Regions from separate parts of the Homo sapiens genome. Here region 1 is linked to region 2. The links are chromatin loops, found by intact Hi-C in ENCODE. Cell type or tissue: sigmoid colon. All regions are shown on one strand. Each heading gives the region's core, and the rest is flanking DNA. Links, peaks and the distances in the headings are about the cores only. Region 1 has its middle 18 kb from the start of IRAG1. Region 2 overlaps IRAG1 (inositol 1,4,5-triphosphate receptor associated 1).

The links. Peaks named below come from ENCODE experiments on the same cell type or tissue, not always from the same donor. Only the 100,000 strongest peaks of a DNase experiment are listed, where the experiment ranks them.
Region 1: a loop joins it to region 2, with 1.8 times the contacts of the local background. A loop is called at or near these places in 3 of 110 quality-filtered maps.

The regions. Positions count from the first base shown.
Region 1 is chr11:10,704,934-10,717,682 of GRCh38, forward strand. No RefSeq gene overlaps it. Among named protein-coding and RNA genes, the nearest start is that of IRAG1, 18 kb to the left of the region's middle. In sigmoid colon, for the core only: no CTCF peak of the experiment used is centred there; no DNase peak of the experiment used is centred there; H3K27ac peaks cover 589 bases.
Region 2 is chr11:10,640,184-10,652,932 of GRCh38, forward strand. It overlaps IRAG1 (inositol 1,4,5-triphosphate receptor associated 1), which reads right to left. Exons shown (of 21, transcript NM_130385.4): 2 at 11,842-11,999. Among named protein-coding and RNA genes, the nearest start is that of IRAG1, 47 kb to the right of the region's middle. RefSeq lists enhancers at 1,751-1,800, 1,821-2,000. In sigmoid colon, for the core only: no CTCF peak of the experiment used is centred there; DNase peaks (open chromatin) are centred at 2,342, 5,999 and 7,528; H3K27ac peaks cover 698 bases.

The sequences.
Region 1 (12,749 bases), core at 2,906-10,905, 65 kb after region 2:
AACAGGTCAAGGTTTCAAAGGATGGAGAGTGGGTCAGGGAGGGTCTTCTTCCCAGGTAAAGAAGTAGTACATGCCTAGGTATGGCGAAGTGTTCAGGAATGCAGTAGTAGGGGTTCTGTTTTGGGGCTGGCTGAGTAGGTCAGATAATGAAGGAGCCTTAAACCCCAGGCTTGGGAGTTTGAACTTACTTTTATGTGGGCTGGGAGCCCCAGGAAGTTTCTAAGCCGAGAAAGTGTCTGATATGAGCTGGGCTTTGAGAAGATTGCTCTAGGGCAGGGGACAAGTCAAGGGATTATTGTAAAATGCCATGGAAAGAAAGTGGACTTTGGAGCCAGACAGACTCCAGGGAACTATGGAAAAATTAATTAACCTCTCCAAGGTCAGTTTCCTCATCTTCAAAATCAGTAACACTGGGGATTGCCTTCAAGAAAGTTGGCAACTGTTATGGCCGGGGTACTAGCCACTAAGTATGGGTAACAGTGACTGTCCTGCTAGAGCTGGGTCCTGGAAGTCCCCAGCAGTACCAGGCATCAATCCTTCAGTTGCCAAACTATGACAAGGTCCAGGTAATCCTAGGGAAGGGGCCAGGGTGACTGGGGTGATAGGGAGAGGTCTCAGGGCAGCAGCAATATGCAACTGGCAGGGAAGTACCTTAATATTTGAACAATTCATAGCCATGGTGGGGTGGATGGGCTGAACATTAGCCTGGGCGCTCCTGAAATACCCCATAAAGATGTGGCCCTCAGGAAATAAAAGGATATCCAGGATGACCAGTTGAGCAACTGATGTAAAGTAAAATCATTTATTGAGATGAGAAAGCCTGGGAGGAGCGAGCCGGGGACACAGGAGTAATGGACTCAGAGTATTATTTTGGACATGTTAAGTTTGGTTGACTGTGAAACATCCAAGTAGAGATGACACTTGGACAGTTGAACATGTGAAGCTCCACAGAGAAGTGGGAACAACAGTGATGAGGTGGGCAGATGAGAGAGAGACTCAAGAAACTTGTGCCCTAACTGCTTGTGGGAAATGGGAAGAACAGAGTGAGTGACTCCAAAGTTTTGATCTCTGGACAGGTAGAGAGAAGTTAATGCCCTGAGGAAGCCAGGAGCAGGAGTGCATTGGTTAAGGATGATATGAGTTCAGTTTGAAATGCTGGTGGGAGGCCCAGATGGAGAGGCCCAGCAAATGGTTAGAAATGCAGAGTGACAAGGATTGTGGCTTAAGAGAGGTGCAGACTGGTGACATCGAATTCAGAAGTATGGACTTCTAGGAGAGCTTTCAGTCACAGGCCTTTGTAAACTGATTAGGGTGGGTGTAAGAGAAAAGAGAGCTAAGGGAAGAAAGTCAGAAAGACAGAGAAAGAGAGAGAGAGAGGACATAATAAAGGCTTGGAAAGAGAGAAAGGGGAAAATCAACACAGAGGACCAAAAAATGAGGAGCCAGTAAAAAACTGGCAAGAGACAGGAAGTTGCTGTCAGTACATGGAAAAGAGGAGGAGGTGGCCTGTAGAGTACTGCAGGGAGCCCAGGAGATGAGGATTGCAAACAAGCTATCAGACCTTAGAAAGCCTTGTCAGTAGACCGGTGGGTTTCGTGAGGTCATGGAGGTGAAGGCTGTGAGGGTCACTTCATCATTCGCTGAGCAACCATGGACTGTCATATATGTAAGATGAACTGTGATACCAGGGAGACCTAGAAGTCCCGAAATGAGGTGGAAGCCAGGTGAGGATTTCAGAGCAGGCAGCACTGCTCTTTGGAGAAGTGTGGTAGATGAGTTTGTTCCCTCCTCTGAGCTCCCCTGCACCCTGTGCTCACACACATCATTACAGCAGAGCTTTCCATGGCTGTCTACCTGCTCACAAGGGTGAGTGAACAAGACTGTTCATGGCTGCAGGTGGTCAGCTGGGGATTGTGGTAGCCCCACACCCTACCAATACATTCAAAGAACAGATAGGAATCAGTATCTCAGCCTGTCTTTACCCCATTCGTAGCCCATGAGAATGCTGGAGCACACCAAAGAGAAACTCAGTATTGCACACCTATCGTCTGATGTTAGAACTTTATTTTTTTTTCTTTCATTATTATTATTATTATTATTATTTTACATGGACAATGGTCAGTGGCCTAATATTGGGGCTTTTCTGCCTCCTCTACCTGGTTGTGAGGTCCTCAAAGATAAGGACCCAGGCAATGCATCTTTATAATAATAATAGTAACAGCAATGACAACAGTGATGTATTGATTATTTATTATGAGCCAGGCACTGGGCTAAGCCCCTCATATGGATAATCTCATCCGATCCTCACTAAAGCCCTACAAGGCAGGCATGTTGTTGTTATGAATATCAACCCATTCTAAAGGTGAGGAAACTAAGGGTTGGGGATGATAAGTAATTTGACCAAGGTTACAGCTGTCAGAATGCAAGCTTAGATTTTAATTCAGTTAGTCAAATTCTAGAACCAGCACCCAAAACCAGTGGCTCACACTGCCTCCTGATGCAATAGCCCCAGTGCCTAGTTTAACATCTAATACATGTTAAGTGAAAATGTTGGCTGAATTAAACTGGGAAGAATAAAAAATCTAGTTACTGGGCATGGAGAGATAGGTTCCAGGTCTTTGAAGGGAGATCTGAGCTGAATTGTGCATGGAGAAAATGAGTCAATAGGGAACACCAGAGGGAACACCTCAAGAACACCAGAAACAGCATGGGAACACAGGAATTGAAATCACATCCTTGCTAAGTAAGAGGAGAGGCCCAGGTGCAGCCAGTTTGGGGTCTGAGTGAATAGAGCCAATGGCTACTTGCCTGCTGGGCTCTGCTTGGTTCTAGGCACAGACCAGGCCAGGCAAGGATGAAATGAGGTATGGACTCTGCCCACAAGGAAACCTCTACCCAGCCTGCCCATACGAAGATGGGGCAGGGCTGGGAATGCTACAAAAGCTGTAGAAGCTCAGAAGCTGTAGAAGCGGAGCTTCTGGGAAAAAGAGGTCTCTGGCTCCCGGAGTGGTCAGGAATGGCTTCATGACAGAGGGAGAAGCTTCAGTGGGGCCTTGAGTGTTGAGTTGAATAGGGAAAATCAAGGGAGGAGGAAGGGATTCCAGATTGGGCCAGCTGGGTGAGCGGACTCTGCTGGACCCAATAGCAGAATTGATGGGGAGAGTGCAGGATTCTTTGAGTTGCAAAGAACAGAAATCAACTCTGGCTGGCTCAAGTGTTAAAGGGGCCTGTGCCAATGATAACTGAACCCCCACAGAACCCAGGACTGGTAATTAAGTACACCCAGACCTTGAGGGAGCAGAGGGCTGTCAGGAACTGAAGCCCTTACTCTGTTAATCTGTGTGAATGTCTGCGTCCCTGTCTCCCACACACCATGTGATCTCACAGGCCATGTAATCTCTCTCTCTCTCCCCCTTCTCTCTGAGAATCCATTTTCTCCTCCTCCTCCTCCTCCTCTTCCTCCTCCTCTTCCTACCTCTTCTCCGGCTTTTTCTGCACACTCACATTGCTATGGCCCATCATGGCCTCTCAGCTCTAGCCTTCTCCTGCCCCGACCCTCTGACAGCTATCTCCTGTTTCAGATTAAAAAAAAGACCTGGTTTGTCTGTTTAAGCCAAGTCTCCAAAGTTACTAGCTACCTTTAAGGCAGATATCCCTCTCTGACCAGATAGCCATATCTTGGACCACGTGATAAACAGGGTGGCCGTAGGTGGGATAGGCAATAAAATATGTTAGAGAAAAGGAGCGAGGAAAGGACCTCGCATTTACTAAGCTCCTGGTATGAGCTAAGAACTGTGCCAGGTGACCTGCATTATGTGATTTAATGGCCCAGTGAGATTGATTTTATTATTCCTATTTTACAAATGAAGACACTGAAGAGAAGTTAAGCAATTTGCCCAGTCACAAAAGTAGAAGGTAGCTGAGCTAGAATTCAAATTGAAATCTGTCCAACTGCAAAGTCAATGTTCTTTCCACAGAACCACTCAGCCAGGGAATGGGGGTTATTCAAGCTAGTTAAAACCATTGAACTTAGTCTAAGGAGACCACAGGGTTCAAACCTTGCAGCTTACAGGTATTTGCTGTGGCAGACCTTCTTAACATTTTTAGGGTCCCATAACTCTGAGAATCTGACAAAAAGCTATGAATCTCCTCCCCAGAAAAATACACACATGCCTATACCATTTGGCCTGTGCTTTCATGGGATTTACAGACCTCCTGAGGCTCATCCACTGGCCCGCACCTAAAAGTCTTTGCTCTACAGCATCCCTGACTATTGATTAACTTATCCTCCATTTGAGAGAAAGGGCGAGAGAGCTCATTCCTTTATGTTAAGCCCATTCCAACCATAAAAACTTCTATGTCACTTTCTCTCCTTTAGTTCTCTCTAAGGAGTAATACAGAACCAATCTCCCTCATTCCCTGGCAAATATCTAAAGACAGTGACTACAGCATGCCCAAGGCTCCAGCTGAAGCCAAACTCCTGTTGTTTGTTTAAAACCTGTCCCATGCGGGTCTCTTCCACTGAACACCACACACTTTGCCAAAGTCCCTCTCATAATGCAATGCCTGGAATAGCATCGTGGACTGCTTGTGTCATCCAACCAGCATCCTCTTTATTCAGGGGATTCTGATTTCCTATGGCCAGTACACTAGACTACTTTGATTGTGTTTGCTCTTGTATCAGCCATGTCATTACTTGGCTCATGGGAAATCTATGGTCCACTGAGACCCTAAGATCTTTATCACAGGAGTTGAGCTATCCCTACTTTGCCCTTTCCTAAACTATCCTGAGAAACACTGTGTTTCAGCCTGTTCTTCAAACACAGGATTTTTATGCTGGTGCCATGACACAACAGATTGTTTATCTCACTAAGGAAGAGTCAAATCTTTCTCAGATTCTCCCTTCTGGCTTCACATAGTTTTTCTGTTAAATGGAAAAAAGAAAGAGATGTGGAGCAGAAAAGGATTTCTGAGGTTTTCACGTTGACATTCCACCATTAGATGAATGCTAACAAAAGCTCGATTTCACTAATCCTAAAAGGAACTTGATCTCCAGATGCACTGGCCTTGCTGGTTCAATGCCTGCACCACGAGGCCTTCTTCCACAGCCCAGAGTTGGGTGTTTTTTTCTTTTTAAAAGTCTTTGAAGTTAAAAAGTGCACATATTACTTTTAAAGAGCAAACCCAAAAGAAGCTTTGTAAGCAGATTTGTTCAAGTGAAGGCTAACCGAATTAAAGAAAGAAAAAGAAGGAGGAGGAGGAGTGGGGGAAGGAAGGATGTATCTGTTCCTCATCTCTCTCATGTGCAACACTTGGCAGCTCCAGGGCTTGGGCCCCAGACCCAGATTCTTTTCTATCCTCACTCTCAAGATGATGTTATTCAAGCTCATGATTTTCAATACCATCTGTATTCCGAAAACTCTCCAACGTTTATGTCCAGCTTGGACCTCTCCCTTAACTCCAAAGTCATACGCCCAGGTGCTATTTTACTCAATACATTTTCGGGGCATCTTATAGACATTTCTAACACGTGTCCAACCCCTAATACCTGCTTTTCCCTCAGTCTTCTCCATTTCAGTCAATGGCAAGTCCATCCTTCAAGTAGCTCAGGCACAAAACATGAGTCATTTGTGATTTTCCTCCAGTTCCCCACGCAACCCACAGGGAACTCATCAAAAAGTCCTTTTGCTCTACCTTAGAAATATATCCAGAATCTGACCATTTCTTACCATCTTTACTAGTGTAAGCAACCACAATTTCTTGCCACGTAATCAACACAATTGCTTCCTAAGTGCTCCCCTGCCCCCACAGAGCAGGCAGAGTGATTCTTTTATTTGTTTATTTATTTTGAGACAGGATCTCACTCTGTTGCCCAGGCTGGAGTGCAATGGTGACGTTCACTGCAGCCTCAACCTCCCTGGGCTCAAGTGATCCTCCCACCTCAGCCTCCCAAGTAGCTGGGACTATAGGCATGTGCCACCATGGCCGGCCAATTTTTATATTTTTAGTAGAGATGGTTGTTTCCTCCTGCTTCAGCTTCACAAAGTGCTGGGATTATGTGCCTGGCCTGATTCTTTTCCATTATGAGTTAGATCATGTCACTCCCTGCTCCTAAACTTCTTTTTTTTTTTTTTTTTTGAGATGGAGTCTCACTCTGTCACAGGCTGGAGTGCAGTGGCGCAAGCTCAGCTTACTGCAACCTCTGCCTCCTAGGTTCAAGCAATTCTCCTGCCTCAGCCTCCCGAGTAAGTGGAATTACAGGCACCCACCATCATACCTGGCTATATTTTGTATTTTTTAGTAGAGATGGGATTTTACCACGTTGGCCAGGCTGGTCTCGAACTCCTGACCACAAGTGATCTGCCTGTCTCGGCCTCCCAAAGAGCTGGGATTACAGACGTCAGCCACCGCATCCGGCCCCTGCTCATAACCTTCTAATAGCTTCCCACATCACTCAGTATGAAAAGCCAGCATCTTTTCCATGGCTTAAGAGGCCCTACATGATCTAATCCTGGTTTCCTGGACTTTATCTCCAGTCTCACTCCTCACTGCTCTTCCAAGTGATCTTCCACTCCCAGGACATTTGCACTTACTGTTCCCCTGCCTGGAATACTCTTCCCCAGTTATTATCTGCTGGGCTCACTCCCTCCATGTTCTTGAGTCTCTGTTCAAATGTCACCTTATGCAGGGTCACCTTCCATGACCATCCAATCTAAAGTATCACTTTCTACCCTGTCACTCCATCCCCTCTTTTATTCCTTTATAGCACTTATTGCTATCTAATATGTTACATATTTGTTTGTCTGTTGTCTATATTCTGCCTCAAGAATGTGAAAGCAGGAACTTTGTTTTGTCAGCTGTTGTATTCCTGGTGCCCACAACAGCACATAGGTAAACACTCAGTAAATGTTTCTTGACTGACTGACTGAATGAATTAATGAATTTATTGAGTACCTACTAAGTGTCATTATGAGTCACATTTTATAAATTAGTCAACTGAGGTTCAAAGATCTCATAGATGGTGAAAGCCAAGATTTGAACCCGTATCTAAGGATGATAACAGTGTTGGATCTGGATAGGATCATATGACCGCCCCCCTACCCCATCAGAATCTGAGATGCTGTGTCTGTTCTCGGGCTTGGGTATACCTGAGACCCTATCCCACTCACATGGCCTGAAGATTGTCCCTCTCAAAGCCAGCCTACCATGACAGATGGCACTCTCCTTCTACTTGACAGACAAGCTCTTGAGGTCCTGCATGGCTCGTGGCTTTTGGGATCATGGTTTCTTCAGGGGCCACGCGAGTGAGAGCATTCCCAGGGTCCTGCTTAGCCTCAGGTCAGACTCCTATGATTCCAGGATGCTCCAGGTCCTGGTTGGATGGCATGAAGACCACCTCTCCAGGATCCATCCCACCTGACCCACATTAATCCCTGTCTGATCCCAGGCTGTGACCTGCCTTATGCAGGAGTGCCCCTGCCCTACAAAGGTGCTCAACCCTTGGCATTTAGTCCCTGCCATGGAATCTGAATGCAAATCTTATACATTTTTAAGCTCTTTGGGTTTAATTCCTCCAAAAATTTCACAATGAAACTAGAATATTTGAAGAACTCTCACCCAGAAGGAAAATACACACATATGAAGCACCCACATGCGTCTGCCTTATTGGCACACTGATCCCTTATTATTTTCATATTATTAATTCATGCAGGCATTTATTCATCCCACAAGCATTTTCTGAGGGTCTCCTTCATGGACTAAGCCCTTGTGCTGGGTGCTAGGCATGGGGCACAAATTAGACATACTCCCTGCCTCAGGTTTATAGTCTAACAGGGGAGACCACCATCATCATCACCATCCCATCATCATCACTGTAGCCAACATTCAAATGCTACTTCTAGTGCTGGGTACTGTTCTGAGTATTTATATATATTAAGCTGTTTCACCACATGTTAATTCTGTAAGTTAAATGCTATTCTTATCTTCATTTTACAGATGAGGAAACTGACACCTAGAGGGTAGTGACTTATGCAAGGTCATGTAAGTGGCAAAGTTAGAATTTGAACACAGATAGTTTAGCTCCAGAGCTCATATTCTCTTCCACTCTACCTTAATTCCAAAAATCAAGTGTGAGTATTTATGCTGACATGCAGCTACAGACACAAAGATTTTCAGAGCCACATTTCAGAGTCCAATGGGAAAGTCATAAACATTGAAGGAAACCAGTCAGCCAGTCTTTCAGCTTCTGAGACATGCCCTCGAAAAACATCTCTCCTTTGGTGCTAAAGATGAACATCTTGGACACAAGCAGAAGTTGAAGAGGGAGATAGGAAGAGGAACAGAGGAGAAAAGGAAAACAAGCAAATATCAAAGACTTACTTTGTATAATACCAGATACCATAGAGGGCAATTTATATACATCATCTACTCTCAAAGCATATTCACAAAAAGAGTTTGGTCTGCATTTTCCTGTTAAGATAATGAAACTTAGAGAATTGAAATGCCTTATCCAAGATCATACGGGTGCTGTATGGTAGGGCTAGGCCTCAACACCCCAAGGCCCATCTCTTTCCTTTAATCCAGTTACTGACACTGAATTCAATTCTTTCCCCAAGAAATTCATTTCCAAAAGCTATCTAATCAAGTCAATGCAATCTAACGCCAAGGTCATATAAAGAGATTTTAACAAAATCAATAGTTAAGGACAAAGAAAAAGTAAGCATTCCACTTCTGCAGGTCAGTCTTCTTGACAACAGCTTACCTGGCCAATTTATTCCATTCAATCAGTAAAGCCATCCAACTCACGGTTTGGTATGTCAGGAAGAGACTTTTCATTGAGGTGTTCCGGGACCATGTGAGAGGAAGACCAAACAGGACCACATTTTCTCCCTTTCCTTGGGACACTGGGGCCTGTACTGTTGTTTATTTATTTTTTACATCATGCTAAGTGCAATGTTCCACAGCCTCACTACCTCTTTTATTTCAACAATGACAAAAATCGCACAAATATCTGAGCACATCTTTCAAACATGAAGAAATATCTATGCTTCAGAATTCACAAATGCCCCATACAAATCATTTGTTTTTGTAACCTTGAACTTTCCCATTTAAAATAAACCATGCACTAGACAAAGAATTCACTTTGGATCTGAGCCTTCCTTTGTGATCTTCCTTCCTTCTTCTAGAGTAGAAGAAAAAGATATCTTCGCAAAGCATCTAAGCCTGCTTTAGATTCTCCAAAAGTTAGTTTTTAAAAAAAAAAATCTTTTTTTTTTTAATAGAGATAGGATCTCGCTATGTTGCCTAGACTGATCTCTTTTCTTTTTCTTTTTTTTTTTTTTTTGAGATGGAGTCTCACCCTGTCGCCCAGGCTGGAGTGCAGTGGCGCGATCTCGGCTCATTGCAGGCTCCGCCTCTCGGGTTCACGCCGTTCTCCTGCCTCAGCCTCACGAGTACCTGGGACTATAGGCGCCCGCCACTGCGCCCAGCTAATTTTTTGTATTTTTAGTAGAGACGGAGTTTCACCGTGGTCTCAATCTCCTGACCTCGTGATCCGCCCGCCTGGGCCTCCCAAAGTGCTGGGATTACAGGCGTGAGCCACTGCGCCCGGCCACCTAGGCTGGTCTCAAACTCCTGGTGTCAAGTGATCTTTCTGCCTTGGCCTTCCAGAGTGCTGGCGTGAGCCGCCATGCCTGGCCCAAAAGCTAGCTTTGAGGGTGCTAGAGACCTCCCTCAGCTTTCACGGACAGGAATAATGCCTGTTTTTTTTTCTGAATGTTTAAGCATCCTGGGATTGGAAAACTGCAGGGCAGAACTCTGGGGACACAGCACCTAGGTGGTGGGTTCCTTGAGAGCAGCAAGGGCCTGAGGAGAGTGGGTAACCCCCTCAAAGGTGTATAGACTTTGGCAGCCACTTTGGCTCTGCACGTAAGCTGTCACCCCATGGCCCAGAGATTACCTGCCTGTGTTTCAAATGTGGATGTAGAGGGGTGGGGTGGGAATTCTGGTGGGCTAAAAATGTGGTGTGAGCCAAACAGGCTATGAAAAAAAATAGTGTTTGCTATTAAGCAAGACACGCTCAGACTACAAAAGGCAACGAAGTGGGGTTCACCAAAGCAGAACCAGGCTTAATACCAGCTTGAGAGTGAGCTCCAAACACACCAGAGAGCACAGAGAAAAGCAGGATGGGATCTCAGGGGCTACAGCCACAGGGACTTCCCAGGAAGAGGAAGAGTGGAGATCTACAGGGTCAGTGGAGGAGAGCAGGAAGAGAAGGGTTTTACTCTTCCAGAAGTCTGATGGCCTACCGCAGTCCCCAAGGAACATGGTGCAAGTGGCCTTTGCCCAAAGCAGGGACCCAAAGCCACAGCTTAATATCACAGCACAAAATTCATTCCTTCAATAAGCATATACTTTTTTCTACTTCCTCCCAACTAGTCTCCTTGTTTCTTGCTTCTGTCCAATCCAGTCCCCCCATAACAGCCATGGAGAGACTTCTAAAATGGACTCTGTTGCTTATGTTCTCTGGCAGAGGGGGACCAGGCATCAGGGACTGAAAGGCCTCGGCCCCTTGCATGTCTTTCTTCATGTCTCTGCCTGTTTTCTCAGATGCTCCCTCTGCTGCTGCAGTGCTGGGAACCTTCTCCAAAGGGGAAGAGGATCTCCAGTCTCCATCTCCACACCCTGAAAGTCGAAACTTAAAGCTGCCCAGTTCCAACTCAAAAGATGGAGGCTACCCTGGAGTATCCTTGATTCCATCTGCTCCCTGACCTGCTGAGAGTGGCCACCTTCTGTGACTCACTGCCTCTCTACCGTATCCCCCTCCTCCACACTGGGAGCTTCCAACTCTGCCGGGAAATGGAGCAAGAGGGGCAGAACCCCAGAAGCAGACTCTGCAGCCAGTTTGCAGTCCATGTTAACTTGACCTAATTCACAAGGAGAGGTCCCCATTTATAAAGAAACAAACCTATTCAGGGAAGACCAACTCGGGGACTTCAACACCCTGAAAATACTCCAAGTACCAGAGTCTTTTCTCTCCAGGCCCAGACTGTTCAAGGTCTTAAGCAGCCCAACACTTGGCATTTGGAAAACAAGCAATTACCATTTCATCCGAACAAATGACATCCTGAAGTCTAGTTAGGAAGACAGCCTGGTGAGAGATTTGTTTTCTGAGTTGTAAATGTACTTAAAGGAAAAAAAGTCCTGATGATCTAAAATTCATATTACCTTTGCTTTTGCATTCCTCAAGTCCCTCGTTTAAACAAAAATGAAATTATATGAAATTAGAATTGCTCCCCCTCTTCAAGTAATCTATCAAAGCAGGGTTCGATTGGTATGCCTTCTCCTAAAATAGTGTTTCTCAACATGTGGTCACCTCTGATACATACTTTAAATATACATTCCTAGATTCTACTCCAGATTGCAGACAGGGAGTGGGGGAGGGCACAGTCGTTTCTAACAGGCTTTCTAAGAAATTCCCATGGAAATTTGAGAACCACTGTCCTAACCAGTGAAAGGCAAAAAAATATATACATACAGATAAAAAATAAAGACTCTTATGAGCTTATATGAACTGGAAGTTTTGGAATCCCCCAAATGCCTGTAACTTCTCTCAAAAAATATTTCATGCAATTACTTGCAGAAGGCTGCTAGCATGTTGTAAACAGAAAAACAGATGAGAATACGAACTCCTCAAATCATAAGAATAATTTACTCCAGGAAGGTGATGGGTTGCCCTTGGTGCAGAGGTGGGATGAGACCTGTAAAGACAGAGACATTCAGGTCTGGCAGGTTCCCCTCTGGTTGCGGGTATAGGAACAGACAGGGATACTGGGGGAGGACAAACTGCCATCAGGCAGGGCCAGGAGGCAGAACAGCAGGAATGCTGAGGTGCCCCATCTTTGTTGGGATGTCCATCCTCCTCCATACAGCCTCATGCTTCACTGCATGCCTTCCACACCCCATCAGCGGCAGAAAATTGTTCCTGCTTAATTTAAGCGAGTCACAGATCCCACCCCGGTTTCCAGCCACGGGTTTAGACATGTGCCCAAACCTGGCCAATGAGATGGGAAGGCAGTGTCTGCTCAGGGACTTCTGGGAAATGACTCCTCCCTATAAAGAAGAGCTATGGGAAGAGACTATCCCTTCTTGTCTGGCACATTGTGGAGTCTGCTACGAAGCCTAGAACTGCAGCAGTCATCTTGCTATCGTCCAAGACTAAGCCTGGAACGGAAAAAAGAGATAGAGCTGAGGCCCTGAAGCTTGCAGCCAACCTGTCTCTGGCCTTCCAATTATGTGAGATAACAATAATCTTTATCATTTAGGCCACTTTGAATTGGGTTCCTGTTAAATCACATCCTAATGGCTAAACGGAATTTCTTAAAACCCCCAACCCTGCGTATGAGAAATGTGAAATCAGAGAGAGAAATTTTTATTATTGTAAGAGTTGATGCTTTAGAATTTTTTCTAGGAAGAAAATGGTTTTGTTGAGGAAAACACCTTGAGAACTATTAGGGCAAGAAGAGGAGCTTCAAAGATCTGAGTGTCAGCTGGGAAAGAGGTGTCAGGTGGGGGACAGCTCTGTGTTGTAAAGGAGGAAGGGAGACAACACTCTGGAGGAAGACATGACAGAAATAAGAAAGAGACACCAACGAGAAGGCTTTGGGGTTTGTGAGGTGACCCCCTCCCTCTGCTAAGTTCATAAATACTCCCTGTGAGTGGATTCCTTGTAGTCCTAGTGAAGGGATGAA
Region 2 (12,749 bases), core at 2,312-10,311:
TTACCTGAAGCAAAGCTCTCCTGACTGTAGGCATCTCACTGGGGAGGAGGACCATGGCAGAGGTGCCCATACAAAAAGGCAGAAACAAGCCATGGGTGGCAAGTGCCAAGCAGGTAACCGCAGACACTCACAATTCCAAGTGGCTTACAAAGCAGGAAGCATAAAGCGATTAGGAGGAAATCCTCTAATCCCTTGATGGAACATCCTGGAAGGTTCTTCACACTTGCCTTCTAATGTGTGCAAAATACACAACTCATAAAATCATAGTGTTCTTTCCCTCATCAGCTGACAGAATCGTTGAGCAAGCTCTGGGCAACTTCTCCTTTTCTGCAAAACTGTTTTGGTGGGAACATTCAGGTCTTGTGGGGGCTGTTTTTCACTCTATCAGGGACTGGGGAGACAGTAATCCAGGAGAGAGTGTGTGGGAAGATTCTAGGGGCCCTCTGGGGTGAATTCTGCCAGATTTTCATGCAGTGCACACACGCATCCCTGCTCCCATTCTGAGCTGTCAAACACAAGGCAGGCCTTCAAGAAAGCTTGGGAGAGCAGTAAGACCAAATAGCGTTGGCCAGACAACCTACTGGCTTAGGGGCTTCAGGGCCTCAGGCTCAGAAGCCACACTACCTTATGGTATACTTTTTAGCTGGATAACCTTGGGCAAGTTACCTTGCCTCTCTGTGCCTCAGTTACCTAATCTATAATGGAACTATCTCACAGGGTAGTTATAAGAATTAAACAAGTTGATATAGAAATAGGATTTCTGGATAAAGCACAGGATGCCCCAGTTATATTTGAATTTCAAATGTACAACAGATAATTTTTAGTATGTGTGTCTCAAATATTCCATGGACATAACTGTATTCTCTCTCTCTCTCTCGACTGAATCTTGCTATGTGCCCAGGCTGGTCTCAAATTTCTGGGCTCAGGTGATCCTCTCACCTGAGTAGCTGGGACTGCAGGTGTGAGCCACCATGTACAGCATATAATCATATTTTCATTTTCCAAATCTGGCAGCCCTAGATGGCAAGCCTGTGGAAGTGCACCTAGCACTGAGCAAATGCTCACTAAGCATTAGATGTTATGTTCCCTTATTATTCCCTTCGGGATTGAATTAATGACTTTGGCATTTGGTTTTGAAAAGATGGTTGCTCTTAGTTCTGGGTCTCCTCAACCATCTGGAGTTAAATTGGGAGAGCCCAGCCACTGTGGTCACGGCGCAATGGAGCATCTCTCCTGGGGCATCTGACCACATAAGCCCAAGTGATCAAGGACCCACCACCAAGGCCACCTTCACCCGGCTCCACTCCCTCTCACCCTCTGCCTCTCAAACCAATCAATGCCCTTTGTGGGTTACAGACATGGAAGCACAGAAACAAACATGGCTAGAGGGAATTGGCAGTTACTCAGGCCCACTGTGTGGTGGGCCCTGTCCCAGACCCCCCTCGTGTTTTCTCACCGAATCCTCCCAGAAACTCAGTGGGTAAACCTGAGGACACCACCTACAAATTGGGGGTGATAATGCCTCCCAAACTCATAGAATTGTGAAGAGGAAACGAGAAGATGAAAGTGAAGGCCATGAGCATGGGGTAGAAGATTGATATCTTTCTTTTTTCTCTTCTGCTTTTCTATTTTGATCTCCACTTTATCAATGCAAAAACTGACTTGTCCAGGGCTGTGCCGCTTGTAAATAGGGGAAGTGACTGAACACAGGCTGTGTCCTTCCCACGACACCACGCTACTCTTAAAGCTGCATCCCCAGTTTTTGGTCTCACCTCCCCTGGTTCCTGGTGCCCTGCTGGCCTCTGACACTCTTATTCTTCCAAGCTGCACTCTCCTTCACAGAAGGTACCTCTTCCTCCAGGAAGCCCTCAAACCAGCACAAGGCTGAACACACAGCTGGAGAAAAGGACAGCATGGGCAGAGGATGCCCTTGGCTCACTGCCCTTCTCACTCCTCCATGGGCCCAGCCTCCCTGGGGGTCCATTTCCCTTCCCTGGAATCAGCCAAGCACTGAGGGCTGGGTCATCTCCCAGCAAGCTCACCCTCTAATAAGCCAGCAGGCCACATTTTGTTCTCCTTAAATAAATCTTATAGAAACATTTAAATGTTTATTTCACTCATAGATTCTCAGGAATGCACAATAGTTTTCCTAACCGCCTGGGCACAGGGATAAATATAGGCCAGTGTCATAGATGGGAATATTAGCTTCCTTTCCCCAGAGTCACATGGCTAGGCCCAGGCTAGGAAACTGTAAGGAACACCCCCAGCCCCAGCTCCAGCCCACTCCAGCTCAGGCAGGCATGGGGGGTTTAGATCCTGTAGATGGGCGCTGGCAGACAGCCCAGGAGAGGAGGACCCTGCTGGAAGGCAATGTGGGCTAGTGAAGAAGTCGGGTAGGCCTAGACCAGAATCCCACCTGGGTGACCTTGGGCAAGTTACTAGTTACTAAACTTCTCTTTCATGGTCTAAAACATTACATAGAGCTAATAATCACTATTCTCTAGGCTTGTTTTAAGTATTAAATGAGAGAAAGCAATAATAATGACGGTGAAAGTGGTGGTGGTGGGTGCGTGCTGTGAGACTGTATCCCCAGATCCCTGTCTTGTAGCCTGGAGGGCAAACAGGGACTGCCTTGGTAGAGAGGAGATCCAGCAGCAAAAGCAGCCAGTGCTCTTACAACAGGATAAAAGGACTCTCTGGGCCGGGCACGGTGGCTCACGCCTGTAATCCCAGCACTTTGGGAGGCCGAGGCATGGCCTCGGTGGATCACAAGGTCAGGAGATCGAGACCATCTTGGCTAACACAGTGAAACCCCGTCTCTACTAAAAATACAAAAGCAAAATTAGCCGGGCATGGTGGCGGGCACCTGTAGTCCCAGCTACTCGGGAAGCTGAGGCGGGAGAATGGCGTGAACCCAGGAGGCGGAGCTTACAGTGAGCCTGATCGTGCCACTGCACTCCTCCAGCCTGGGCGACAGAGTGAGACTCCGTCTCAAAAAAAAAAAAAAAAAAAAAAAGGACTCTCTGGGGACTTGAAAGAAAATGATTATCCCAGCGGCAAGTCCTAGGGGCACAGGAGAGAGCAGAAGTGCCTCTGCTGAGTTCTGCTGGACATGGGGCTCCTCCCTGCCAAGCATAGAGGGCCAGTTCCCTGGCTCCCCAAAGGCTCCCCGGTGTCTTCCCTATAGGCCCTCCCTTGCACCAAGGGCCTGCTCTGCCTCTGGTGGATCCTCTTTCCTGCCATTGTCCATTTATTTCTAGAAGTCAGATATAAAGAACAACTGCCTTGTTCATCACTGTTTTTACTCTCATGCCAACAGACTCTGGGAGTGTGGAAAAGCACACAATATATGTTAGCTTTATTCCAAGGAGAGTAACTCAGCTAGTCGTTCATCCGTCATATCTACTATCCTCCCTTCCTTCCTCCCTTCCTAACACTACTCCACCCTCCATTTCTTCTGCCTTTTAATGCAGTCATTTAGTCATCTAGCCAGCCAATTATCTACCCAACCTATCACAACACAATCAAGCATCCATCCACCTTTCCATCCATCCATCCCTCCCTCCCTCCCTAAGCTCCGACCGCATGCTGGAGCCTATGCTTATGGGTGGAGATACACATGTGAAAGGCACAGTCTGTGGCCCGCAAGTAGCTCACACATAGCCTGATGTGTGGAGACAGAAAAACAAAGAACAGCAATCTGTTTCATTGCTCACAATAGGAACTAAGGGAAAACAATTTTTATATGCATTTCCGACTGTCTGTAACCGTCAACATTTCTAAAACACTTTCTGCCTTGTTTTAGGCACTTCCACGCTAAATTCTCACAGCTCTTACCCTGTGACCAGAACCACTAGAGGCCAGCCTGGTGGAACTGTCCTCTTGAGCTCTTTTTTATAATGATGGAGCATCAAGCACCTGTTTCCCATGCATGGGGCCTCTGGTGTCCTAGCTAGGGCCAGGAAAGGAAGGAAAACCTGGCAGGATGACATCAGTGGGAAACTTGAGTTTGAATCTCTATTTGACCACAGCACAGCTAGGTGATCTTTGACAATTACATAAACTCTCAGAGACTCCATTTCTTCATCTAAAAAATAGAGATAATAATATCTACCTTGGAGGGATTAGACCACATACCAGGTGCCCAGTAGTTGCTACCATTATCTTGTATACCAGATACTAATATTTTATTGATAATTTATTTTAAATTATTTTATTGAAGGCCTTAATTGAGGCTGTTCTTGCAAAGGATGTGATGAGATAAGTAGAAATGAACTCAGAGAAGATGAATTCAAAATCCTCGATGGGAGCATCCAAGTACTTCCTGGTTTCTGGTGAGTATAGTGCCCTTACCTGCCTGTTTTCTCATCTATAAAGTGGGATAGCCATCATGCCTGTGTCTTGGAGTTGTCGTGAGGTTGCTATGTGTAAAGTGCCTAGAGCAGTGCCTGGCACATGGGAGGTACCGTATGAGGGTTCTCACTGGGGAAGCTGGGGGGCAGGGGGATCCCTACTCTACACAGTCCTTACCAGGTTCCAAGTGTTTTACATGCTTTATCTGGTTCCTCTTCATCTCATTCCTGACAGATAATTGATCCTTTGGGTCACACACCTTTTCTCTAGTCGGGCAGCACACGGTTCCCAAGGAGTTTCCAGGGAGGTACAGGCAGAACCTCTCTGTTGGCCAGTGAGGACAGGGCTTGAACAGCCAAAAGGAGTCAAATGGATAGAGAAGCTGGCAATCTGCCTTCAGCAGTAAAGTATATGGCTAAACTCGAGATATTCCCATAGACAGCGCAGAACAAGTCTCCTCCAGGTCCTGATGGGAGAAGGCCGTGGGAGAACACAAGAGCAAATTGGATCTGACAGAACTGGCATTTGGTAGTAAATCTACCAGGAAGTGAGCTTCCTGAGAGCAGGACCTTAGTTAGTTAATGCTCAATAAACATTTATTGAGCAAATTCAATAAACATTGACTGAGTAAATGTACTTCAATTCCTCGATTCCATATTTATTGAGTGCCTACCATGTGTATGTGAATAATCATCCCTTGCCTCTGTGCTCAAACTCTATTGCATATAATGGGGTATTTTTGGAATAGAAATAGGAAAACAATTAATTATAGCCCATTTCCTCAGCTTACAACCATGAGACAGTGGAATCCGGGCCTTGCTATTTCCCTATTATGTGATTTTCAGCAACTGGCTTAACCTTTCCAAGCCTCAGTATCCTGATCTGTGAAATGTGCATAGTCATCACTACCATGTACGACTGCGTTCTGAAGGTTAAATGCTAGAAAACACTAGGAACCTGTGTGTTAGTTTCTTTCCCTTCATCTGGATAAGATACCTAACTGCTCTAAATTCGCACTTTCATGGGGGTGACTCTCTCTGCTCTGTCTACCTCACAGTGGTTTTGCACTTGCAATGTCATTGCACTTGCAGTGACACATGTGGAAACTTTTTGCAAACCGTTTTGTGCTATAGGGACTGAGCGCCTATTGTGAGCTAAGTACTTTGCTCATCACTTTATATATATTATTCCAGTAATTAAAGTCAAGCTGCCTGGGTTTGAATTTAGCCTCAACCACTTCCTTAGCTATGTCACCCACTGCACATTACTTTTCTGTGCTTAAATTCTTTATCTGTTACTGGAAATACTAATAGTTTTCCCAGGAGTATTGCGAGAATTAAATGAGATAATGTAACATATAAAACAAGCCTAATATGGTACCTGGCACATAGTAAGTTCTCCATAAAGGTTAGCTGTTGTTAGTGGCTATTCCTATAACTCTTAGTTTCTAGATGAGGAAACTGGGGCAAGGAATAATGAGGAATCACTTATCCAAGGTAGCAGTCAAGGATGTGAAGCCCAAGTTCTTCCTGCTCTGCCATGCTGCTTATACCTTACATTTCTATGAGCCTTTCCTGTACCTTCTGGAACTCCCTGGCTGCTTGGTCATCCTCCTCTTCTTAAAGGACAGACAGGTTGGCTCTGAGCCCAGCCCACTGACTGAGGGTGTAAGCCAGGATAGGCCTCCTACAACCCTTGTCCACTGTTTTTACTCTCATGCCAACAGACTTTGGGAGTGTGGAAAAACACAGTATGTGTTAGCTTTATTCCAAGGAGAGTAACTCAGCTAGTCATTCATCCATCATATCTACTATCCTCCCTTCCTTCCTCCCTTCCTAACATTAGCCCTCCCTCCATTTCTTCTGCCCTTTAGTGCAGTCATTTAATCATCTAGCCAGCCAATTATCTACCCAACCCCAGATTTGTTATGGTGGCACTTACATCAGTCCCTATTTCTGAGCCAAAACAGGAGGAAGGCCAGCACCTCCATAGCCAGAGGTTCTAGGTGCTCCACAAGCAGATCCCTTCCTATAAGGGCCACACAAACAAGACTGCTTCTCCAGAGCACACTCCAACCACATCTCAGTTACTTAAAAGTTACGGGAGGGGAGGGGTGCAGATGCCACTCATCAGTGGAGTGCTGCAGTGACCTTAAGTCACAAGAGCTACTGCGTAACAGGGCTGAGCATCCATGTCTGCCTAGAGCATCAACGAATGAAACACAAAGTGGATGCTCGGAGAGACCCAGAGTGCCTCATGCATGTGGCCTAAACCAGGCAATAGCATGGTGGCCTGTGTTTCTAGGAGTTAATGTGCCCTTCCCCTTCCTCAATGTGTCCATGTCCCTTCCTCATTCTCCTTCAGCTAAGCAATCAGACAGCCCACTCAAGTTAAAGTTGGGCTGTTTGATTACCTGACTGAAGGAGAATGAGGAAGGGGCATAGACAGGCATGTGACATGCAGCTTTGGTTGCTGGCCCCACGAGCTTGTGCTCCTGAGGGGCTGGCAGGCAGAAGGGGTTTGGTGGTGCTTTGGCATTCCCCTGACAGCGAGCTCTGAAGTTGGCCCTTCTGAGGTGAGTGGCTTTGGGAACACAGGACAACGTACTGTTGGCCCAGGTCCCAGAGCTCTCACTGAGGACCCAGGGGCAGTAACAGTGCTCAGTGCGGGTATGGACTAAGCATGGGCTTTGGGGTCAGGCTGCCTGGGCCCAGATCCTGGGCCTGCCACTTATGAGCTGTATGACCTTGGAGGAAGGTAGTTAATTTCTTTGTGCCTCAGTTTCCTCAGCTATGAAATGGGAATGATAATACCTACCGTAAGGCTAATTATATGTTAAATGAGTTAATATGGTAGACGAGTATCTGGCACAGGGTTAGCTATTATTATTAAGTGGCTTTGTGTGCAGCGGAGGTAGGGGAACAGGGGAGGTGGTAGCTGGGTGCTGGAATGGGTGATATGAAGAGGTGAAGTCTGCTTATGAGTTCACACTGACCTGCCCCTGGGGGCTTCTAAAACCCTTTGGAGGAGGATGGGAGTTGTTCAGGTGGAAGCTAGAGCCGGTGAAAATTGGGCTCTTACAGCTAACATGAGCCTCTTTGTACCCTCAGGTTTACAAGGCACTTCAGAGGATGCTGCACTGTCTGGGTGAGTCAGCTTCCTACTGTGGCTGCTGGTCACAGTCCAGGAACTCATCTAGGCCTAGGTAAGATTGCATCTGGAGCCTGGGGCCAGGTCTGGGGCCCTACAGTAAGGCGGAGATGGGCTGGTATGTGTCCTGAGCGGAGGTTAGGAAGGCTCTGAACACTGTCATGGGAGCAAAGACTGAAGAAACTAGAGAAAAAGAGACTCTGAGAAGACTCAGAACTGCCTTTCTGCATCTGTAGGATTTCACCCCACTATAGGTTGTATGGAGGGCAGAACCGAGGGAGAGTCTTGGGGGAGGCAGATTCCAGCCTGACCAGGACAGAGCTGGCCAACCAGTGCACAGGCTTCCTTGGGAGGCGGTGAGCTTTTCATTATAGAAATATTCCTACAGATTCCTACCCTGGGCCCGGTGGCTCACGCCTGTAATCCCAGCACTTTGGGAGGCCGAGGTGGGCAGATCACTTGAGGCCAGGAGTTTGAGACCAGCCTGGCCAACACGGCGAAACCCCATATCTACTAAAAATACAAAAATTAGCCAGGCGTGGTGGTGCAGGCCTGTAGTCCCGGCTATTCGGGAGGCTGAGGCACAAGAATCATTTGAACCTGGGAGACAGAGGTTGCAGTGAGCTGAGATCACACCAATGCACTCCAGCCTGGGTGACAAAGCAAGACTCTGTCTCAAAAATACAAAGATATATTCCTACAGATTCCTAAGACCTACCTCAAGAGATTCCAATTCAGTAGGTCTTGGATGGCTGAGGAATCTGGTGTTCAAAAAATTCCCAGGGTGACTGAGTGGGGCTCACGTTATAGAGAGCTTTGCCTGCCTGGGCGGAGCTTAGATGTGACCTGGGATTCTTCTAGCACTGGCAGTCTGTCATTCTGTGGTCCCCTCAGGTCCCAGGCTTGTGTTCTGACAGCTTCTATTCCTGCTAGAACCCCTTGGCTACAAACTCTTCCCTTTGAGTCTCTCCCTGTTCAAGGGCCAATGCAGAAAACCCCACTCAGGACATAGCCTTACAAAGTGCATTGTTGGGGGGCTTTTTGTGGTATTTGATTGCAGCTTCTGATTAAGGACCTGAAGAGTACGTCTGTCTGTGCATGCCTGTGTATCTGCGTGTGTGTCTGTGTGTGTGTATGCGTGTGTACGTGCAGAAAGAGAAACAGGATCTAGTCCTACAGATTTTGTGTTTGTGTGTGAGAAGGCCTCGGCTAGTGCTCATGCCAGTGATGGGAAATAGGGGCTGGGACCTGAGGAATCACAACTAGGGCTGGACCCCGGGGAGCTGTAAACTTAGAAGGATGCTCTGTTCTTTGCCTGCTTCACAGACTGGGAATTCAGGCAGGATTGGGACTTCCAGCCGAGTCATCCTGGCCAACCCCGCTTCCTTGGCTGCCTGGCCTCGGATGCTCCCAGGGACTCAGGTTCCAGCCCCCTGAAGGCTCCAGGCCAGCTCCTGAGGCCTGACCCTCCCGAGGCCGTGACTACCTGAGAAACCCAATGTGGGTGGTCTGGTGGGTGCAATAGTGGGAGAAGCACTTTACTCACCATGCCTGGTTGCCTTCTGAAAAGCTTTGAAATGTCCAGGGCGTGGCAGTAAGGGAAGAGGGTAAAAGAAAGTTGAGTTTGATGTGGCCTTTGGTTGGGGGGGTCTGAACTGCCCCAGCTTCATGGTCCCTCAGGCTATAGAAGGCACTTGAGGGCTGGGCTGAACAGGCAGAGTCTAGGAGGCAGCAACTAACCCTTGTACTGGGTAACACATAAGAAACCAGCAGCACAGCAAAGTTAACAGACTTGGTCTCAAAGTTTCTTGGCCAAGACAAGGTCTCTTGACCAGAATGTAGAGGAGCTGGGATTGAAGCCCAGCTTGGTATGACTGCACAGTTTACATTCTTAAATCCTGTGCTAGGTATCCTCCCTGATAGGACCTGGGCTTCTCGGCTCCCGGCTCCCCTGAATTCCTGCTGGCCTTCCTAACCATCACAGCTTCAAAATGCATATAGGTACAGTGCCATTAGGTTGGCATGATGAATTTCTAGAGGTTGCCACAATGGGGGGAGGGTTCCATGAGCTTGCCTGCCACAAAGTTGAGAGTAAGCGATCCCTGATTGGCTAGTGGGAGCTCCAAATTCCAGTTCCCCACAAGTTCAGTCTCCCTGTGACCCTGAGCCAGAACCAGACTCTTATTAAATAACGGATGGTCTCTGAAGGCCCTTCAAGTGCCATGATTCTCTCTGTGCCCATGGGAAATCAAGACTATAGAGAGAATGTTTGCAGGTACTGATAGCTTCTGCATTATTGGGGCCCAGCAGAAGGACCCATGAGGGAAGAATGCATGAGTGAACATTATTTTTACAAATGGGTAGATTCTTAGTGAATATTCTCATGTTATGATTACATTTGTTTTCTTACACATTACAACTCTGGGAACTTAAGTAACAAACACTTTAAAAAGAATGGCCCTTTGGATCTCCATATCCCAAACCCATGGGATCAAGATGTTGTAGAACTTGGCAGTCTTGTGGGTGGGGAGATGCCCTTCCCTTGAATGTCTAAGTGACAGGTGTCTATGTTGTCTTGTTTTATGTTTCCTGAGGATATACTCTGAAAGAACTTTTAATTATAAAGCATTGTAAGCAGGAAGAATTTAATATAAAAGCCTGTCTTCACTGACAGCAGGGGTGCATCTTTGCTGATCTTTTATTATCTTATATTTTAGGAATGCTTTTAGTCTTGGGGCAGCTGTTTGGGGGAGTTGCCCAGGATTTAAGAGCTACATTTTGCCTGAGAATCTGATTCAAGGGTACTACCATTGTTAGTAAAGTAGAAGGGGCCAGGGATGGCCATTTTCAGAGGAGTCCAGGGCGAGGAAATAGGGATGCTAAGGAGACAGAGGCCAAGAAAGTCATGGCCTGAGGGTCTGGAAGCAGTCGCATTTGAATGCAGTTGTGAGTGTTTTGTCTCTCCTTTCCTTAATCCCCAAGCTTTTGGAACTTGGCACCCTCAGCAGCAGGACCCACTATTTCCCAGAATGGGGGCCTGGACTTGATAAAACCCTGGGCTGGGCTGCCTGAGGCTGAAGGGCTAGGGGGTTGGCCCACTGTCACTTAGACATTCAAGGGAAGGACAACCCCCTCACCCCTAAGGCTGCCAAGTTCTGCAACATCTTAATCCGATGAGCTTGGGATATGCAGATACAAAGGGCCATTCTTTTCTAAGTGTTTACTATCTAAGTTCCCAGAGTCGTAATGTGTCAGAAAACAAATGCCATCATAACATGAAAATACTCACTAAGAATCTGCCCTTTTGTAAAAATAATGCTCCACTTATAGATTCTTCCCTCACTTAAAAAGCGTCTATCCCACCTGGCTCAGGTCAGTTTGGATGACTGTCCGATATAACAGGACAATACCATTTCAATGCAAATCAACTGCAAAGTTCATGAAGTCAAAGAAAACAGTGATGGAGAATTTTACATGCAAGGTCTTTGACCAAGGAGATCAGATAGAGCTTATCAATTAAGTGAAGAAAATACGACGAGGATGATGCTCAAATAGGTTCTTCAAAAGGGAATAATTTGAATATCGAGGGACTGAAAGAGATCCTTGGGGAAATGGATGAAGCCCTTAAGTATTAAACAGACGTAGACTCTTAATTAGGTGCTGTAAAGTAAAATGTGAAGAGCGAGTTACTATGTGAACAGATCACTTTGCTGGTATAATAAATAAATATACCCACACCAAAATCAACATTTTATTCTTTCTTCAATCTGAAAATTAGCACATAACCTATATTTTGTAATCTGTATAGCTAAAAATAGCTTGTTTTGAATGCCTCATTTGTACAATAAAAATCTTGATGTCTCTTTAAATTAATCTGCTTTCATCATTTCCTTTCTATAATAAAATTTCACTGAAAACCTTTTTTGCTATTTACTATACAATTTTGATCTCCATTTTAAGTGGATTCACTTTAAGTGGCCTTTTCTCGTGCCCACTCACCTGACATAAGAGGTTCTCAGTGCTAATGGTTCTCATATAAGTCCTTCTCCGGTTTCAGAGGGAGCCTGCATGGTTTGTGGTTTGACTTCTGAGGCCTCAGTCAGACACAGCCTAGATGGTTGGTTCTATACCCAGAATATTTGGGGCCTCGGTCAATTCAAACCAACTCAGAGTAATTGATTCCTCAGTATGGAAGCCACACACCTTCTCCAGGTACCCACTGCAACCTACATGAGCTGTCAGCAAACCCTCTGGCCAGCCTAAAAGCTGTGGCCTCAGCCCAGGGTGCTTGGCTTGGCCCCCAGCCAGGCTAGCTGAGGGCAGGGAGGGGGCACTTACTTGGCCGGCAGGGCTCTGGGCTGCCTGTGGCTCTCCGGGGGGCTCCTCGTCCTCGGGAATGTGGGGCATGGCAGCCTCCTGCTGGGAGTGGCCACGTGTGCCCGGAACCTCCGCTGCGTCAGCCCCAAAGATGCTCCAAGAGGCCTGGGCTCCACAGGCTGGGGAGATGCCAAAAGGACAAGTCAAATCCATTCCCATCCCTGTCCCAAGCTGGGTTCCATTTCCCGGAGCCACAAGCCACAGTGAGAGCCGGCTTGAGTTTGCATCAACACCGGAGGTCAAACCAGGCTAGGAGAGGGCATTTGGAATTTCATTTCCTCCGGCTCTCTGGCTTTGTTTACAAAGTCAGAGGTGACCTTAGAGATTTTGCATCTAATTTGGTCTTTACAGTAAACACAGCTATCCCAGAAGGGAGAAATGTGCTTCGAACTCCTCAAAGCTGTAGCTAATGGAAGATACTCCATTGAGATCACATTGGCAGTTGTTTACCACTTACTGAGCACCTACTGGGTGCCAGGCCCTGTCCTAGGAGCATCACCATCATCTGATTGAATCCTCAAGATGACCTCTGATGTAGGCATTAATATTCCCATTTTACAGATGAGAGAACCGCCCCAGAGAGTGAAAGTCACTTGCCCCAAATCATACAGAGAACCAATAATTTGAACCCAGATCTTCCTGATTTTGAGGCTGGGGCTTTTTCTGCTATACTACACAGTGTTCCTCAGCCATGTGGATGGGGAGTAAGAGGTGCTGTTTCCTGACTTCCTCCCTGACACCTCCCCTCATGCTCTTCTGACCCTCAGCACAGGCTCTCTCATTTGAGTTCAGCCCTTATGGGGACTACACCAGCCCTACTAAAACCTGGGGGCTCAGGCAGGGTGAATTCCATGTGCCCTGTGCCCACC